2 separate regions of the Homo sapiens genome follow, and region 1 is linked to region 2. The links are chromatin loops, found by intact Hi-C in ENCODE. Cell type or tissue: A673. All regions are shown on one strand.

The links. Hi-C counts contacts between places; a loop is a spot of excess contacts. Peaks named below come from ENCODE experiments on the same cell type or tissue, not always from the same donor. Only the 100,000 strongest peaks of a DNase experiment are listed, where the experiment ranks them.
Region 1: a loop joins it to region 2, with 3 times the contacts of the local background. A loop is called at or near these places in 10 of 110 quality-filtered maps.

Annotation. Positions count from the first base shown.
Region 1 is chr3:116,863,334-116,865,833 of GRCh38, reverse strand. No RefSeq gene overlaps it. Among named protein-coding and RNA genes, the nearest start is that of MIR4447, 14 kb to the right of the region's middle. In A673, a CTCF peak has its summit at 1,295; a DNase peak (open chromatin) is centred at 1,273.
Region 2 is chr3:117,996,364-117,998,863 of GRCh38, reverse strand. LINC03051 (long intergenic non-protein coding RNA 3051) reads left to right here and starts at 1,285. Exons shown (of 3, transcript NR_182298.1): 1 at 1,285-1,682. RefSeq lists an enhancer at 1,068-1,614. In A673, a CTCF peak has its summit at 1,202 (motif pointing right); a DNase peak (open chromatin) is centred at 1,253; H3K4me3 peaks cover 837 bases.

The DNA of each region.
Region 1 (2,500 bases), 1.1 Mb after region 2:
ATCTGTGGAGCTACATACATGACTACATCAGCAACTTTGCTTTTTAGGGGTTCATAGTTTATTGAAGGAGAACTTATATAAAAAGATAGTTACAATAAACTGAGAGACCCTTTACATAAAGGTGTGTGTCTATAGCTATATCTATATGTGTATCTGTAAGTATAAGCACATAGGACAGTTAACCTCACTTAGGAAGCTCAGAGAGGTAGCATTTGCCCTGGGGTTTTGCACAATAAATACATGATTGAATAAGGTGTTTACCTGGTGAGAAAAGGAAGGAAGATTATTTCTGGCAGAGAGAACAGCATGTAAAAGGCTTGGAGGTGTGATATAATTTGACATATAAAGAGAATCCCTCAGGAATATATGTGGCTGGATTGTACAATGCGTAAGGAGGAAGCCTGAGAAAAGAAAAAGTTGAGATAAATGAGGCCAGGTCATAAAGGGGCCTTATAAGTTTCATTAAGGTATATGTATGTGTATGTGCACTTTATCCTATATATAAGTCATATCCATCCCAGTTTTTTAGGGAAAAGAGTTATATGCTCAGATGCGTGTTCAAGAAGACCACTCTTCATGTTTGTGGTTAATATATGGTTGGGAAAGATATGAAATGGAGAATGTTCACCTAATAGCCTACCACAATCTTCTAAGGAAGAAAAATAAGGAATTGAACTAAACCACGAGCAACAGGCCTTACAAGGTGACTGTGGATTTCAGCAATATTTATATGAGTGAATCCACAAGTCAAGGTGATTGATTGGCATGTAAAAGAGAAGAAAGAGTAAAAGGTGTCCCTGGGGATCCTATTTTGGGAAATTTAGGAATGAAAGAACTGTGTGGCAGTGATCACCTGGAAAAAGAGGAAGACAACCTGTCCCTGAGATCCCGTTATAATAAGAGCAATGCTTGGTGTTCAGATTCTTTTCTAGTTGCTATGAATACTGATCACATTTATTCAGATGGGAAATTCAGGTGGAGTAGGAAAAATATTAAACATCTGGGGTATCTCTACCAACGTCATATTTTTAAAAAACAATATTGCTTTGAAATCTTGATGCTGAAATTACAAGGCAGACACTTAAAATATCAGCTGTCTTTGGCGAGGAATCCTTTTAAAGAGTAACGCTCAACTTTGCATGTTTATGAACTCCTTCATGGACAGTCGCGGCAACTTATTTTTTGGCGTCAAACCATCTCTATGAGTTCTCCACTTTTTTGTCCGTCTCACTTAAACCAAATTACATGTGTGACTTGGCAAGTCTTAGATGTGTGCCTGTTTGTGAGTTAACACTGCCACCTAGCATCTGAAGGGGATTTTTGTTTGCCTTCTAAAGAAAATCCAATTTCTCCTCCAGGCATCAGTGCCAGAACTCCTACCTTGAAAGGAACGTGTTTACGATTAATTAGCGTTGCAGGTGAAGAGCTTCTCATTGTTACATCAACATTTCGGCGTGCTGTGCTAAACATTCGGAGTGTCCATCACCGGAAAGTGGCAGAGAGAAGTTAGCATAGCAGCGTGTTTGTGCGTCTGCTGACCATGCACGTATGTTTCACTTCAGAGATGGAGAGGAAAAAGGGAAGGGGGGGAGGCAACTTACAGAACAATGAAAAGCACGCAGCTGGACCTGCAGGGGAGTCAGCAACAAATCACCGAAGAATGGAAGAGTTGGCAAGAGAGGGAGTGGCGGGGGCAGAAGGGATTTAGCAACATATAGAAACATGGAAGGAAAGGGAAGGAGGGGAAATGGTATAGGCAGATAGATGACACAGAAACATAAATATGTGAGTCACTGAAAGCAAAAAAAAAAACCTTTTCAGGATCTTTTTCTCTTTCCTTTTCTCTCTTCTCTCGTTTGGCTGAATGCATCACCGCAAGTTGGCTAGCCTTACTGCTTAGAACCAGCGTTTCTTGGTCAAGGCTTAAGTGTTTTTTTGTTTGTTTGTTTGTTTGTTTTTTCTGATTTGCATTTCTTGGGTTTGAACACAGTGTTCTTTAGTGCTTCATTAGTTTTCATTTGTATAATACATGCATCAAAGATAGACAGGTATTTAGGTTCAGTTATTATTAAACTTGTCTAAAGGAACTTTGGGGTTCTGAATTCTAAGCTGTGTGTACCTGTGTTCAGGATTCTACAAAGATCACAGAAATATGCCCCCTTGTGCCTCTAGGTGTCTTGCAAAGATGTCAAAAAGCAAATTTTGTACAGTACTTTGAGCTGCGTGTGAGAACACCATTATTTCTCCCTGATACCCTCTGCTGTGACAGTTTTATGTTTAAAAGTCTTTAACAGTTTGCTTTAGGGAAATGTGTATACATCTGAAAGAAAGTTCCCAGGTCCTGATTCCTATGGTGTTTCCTTATCAGAAACAACCCTACACCAGATTCACAATTTATCACTGTCTGACTTTTCTTTCCTGGGTTGCTGTCTTTTTTCTTGTCTTGCTTTCTTCCTTTCTTTACTTCCTCCAGTGTAAACAAACTAATATTCCAATCCCC
Region 2 (2,500 bases):
GACATCTTAGACACATTTACACATTGTCGTGGTGAGACTGATGATCAACTGAAATTGGAGAAGAGAGAATTAAATATACTTCTAAAAGTTCTTGAAGCCTGTGAAACAGGGAAGTTGGAAAAGGGGAATAATTCCTGAAGAAAATCACGTGGGTATAGATAAGAAGTTCTCAACTGGGTCAGTTTTTCCCTCCAGGGGGCATTTGGCAATGCCTGGAGATGTTTTTGGTTGTCATAACTAGGAGGATGAGGGTTGTGCTACTGTCAGCTGGTGGACAGAAGCTAGGGATGTTGCTATAAATCCTATAGTGCACAAGACAGCCCCACACAGTAAAGAATTATCTGGTACAGTATGTCAGTAGTGCCAAGGTGGAGAAACCTAGCATAGATATTACAAACAGTTGGAAGGGACCAATATTCATTATCATGTAAATACATGGATGAATAAAATGAAATTCAGAGATTGAATGACTTAGTTAAGGTCCCCAACGAGTGGAGGCCACAGTAACAGAACTGAAATCCAGCTTTCCTAACTACTAGTCAGTGCTCTTCAGAGCGGCCCCATCTGCCTACTCACCCAACTCAGCCCTGGCCCTGAGTCATCCAGTTTGAGATGCTTGGTACCCAGCTGGGAAGTCTAAGCTGAGGGCTAAGCACGAGGTTAGTGGTGGAGGTTTCCATCCTCGTGTAGCTGTAATAGACCTTTTATTTCCAAGTAACTTAAAGAAATTATAACAGAAGATATAAACCAAGAAGTGCAGAGGAACCCAGAGGGCTCTTGGAGGGAAGGTCAGAAGTGCCAGAATTGTTTTGACCCAGTGACTTTGAAATCAAATAAAAAGGAATGGCACACGCTGTGAAGCGCAGCATCAAAATCAAGTAGGATGAGGCTTCAAAAGGCCATTGGACTTTTTGGTGGAGGTCATGGTGACATTTGGAGAAAAATTTCCATAGAGTTGTTAGGAAAGCACTGGAGATTTCTGAGAGGGAGAGGAGCAATGAGGTGATGAAGATGTGCGGCTAGCATGTTCCAAGAGCTTCCTCGTGAAAAGGAGAAATTCAGGACTTATGGGACAGCAAGGTCAAGTCAAGGATTTAAGAAGGCAAGAGCTTCACCTGTGTTTGCTGAGAGCAGAGGGGACTTTGGCGGCGTTGGATAGACTTGGCACAGACACACAGCGAAGAAGAGCCGCGGCGATGCCGTTCTGTGAGCACTAGATGGCAGTAGCGGGGCCCTTTCGGCTCGGTTCGCGGTCCTATAAGGCGCTGCTTGTTTAAGTACATCGCATTTAGTTGAAGCTGCAGGGGAGTGAGGGAGAGGAGGATAGGAAGCAGGAAAGCGGGAGAGCTCGAGGGACAAGGGGGCTCGGTGTGTTTACACCAGGCACGGGCTACGAGCGTCCATCCCGGCCCCTGGCTTGCGCTCCCGAAGAGGAGAGCAAGGCTGTTCTGGGATCCGGCCGTCGTGCGGCAAGAGGCTTGTCTGTCCGGGTTGCCGGAACCAGGAGAACCCAGAGGGAAACCGAGGGAAAGGAGCGGCGCGTTTTACTAGAGAGAGCGCGAGCGGAAGAGGCGAGAGCAGGAGCGCGCGAGGGAGCATCGAGCGCAGCGGAGACATGAGGACCTACTGGCTGCACAGCGTCTGGGTGCTGGGCTTTTTCCTGTCCCTCTTCTCATTGCAAGGTAGGGGGAGGATTCCCTGACCCCTTGCGCCCCCTCCTCCCTGCCGCCGGGCTCCGGGGTGGTCGGTGGAGTAAGAAGCGCTCCGGTTCTGGATGGAACAGGGTTTATTTACAAGTCCTGCGGTGCGCTCCCTGCCCTGCCAGCTCTGCGCCCAGGCTGGGTCCTGAGGCGTGCGGGATTGTGCGGACAGACTTGCTGCAACATCGGTGTTGATGGGGAAAGAAGCCAGGGCTTGTGTGTGTGTGTGTGTGTGTGTGTGTGTGTGTGTGTGTGTGCGCGCGCGCGTGTGAACGGGGGGCAGGATAGAGCGGCGTGTTTTGTGTGTGTGTGTGTGTGTGTGTGTGTGTGTGTGTGTGTGTCTTGGTGGGGTGGGGGCTTTTGCGCGAGGTGGTGGCGACGGAGCTGGGGTTGCTCCTCTGTAAACTCCAAGAGCCGCGGTGGTGTTCGCTATCCCCGTGTCCCCGGTGCTGATATCACTGCATTCCTCCTCTTTCAGGAGGGAATTGGCATTAAGTTTAGGAGGCTAGGTATCCGCTTGGCACCTGGTACTTGTATCTCTCTGCAAAATAGCCCCACCAGATTCTTCTGCCCCGAGATGGAGGAGGGATGCGGGAGGGAAGGGAACGGTGAGTGGGGTGGGGGGAGGGGGACACGGGGAGGGGGGGAGGAGGAGAAGAGGGAGGGAGGAAGAGAGTGGGGTGGGGGAGAGAGAGAGAGAGAGAGAGAGAATGAATACGAGAATTCACGGGTAATCGCTGCGCTGGCTCATAATGGTCAATGTATTTCATGCTTGCAGGACAAAATTGCTAGCGCTGGGT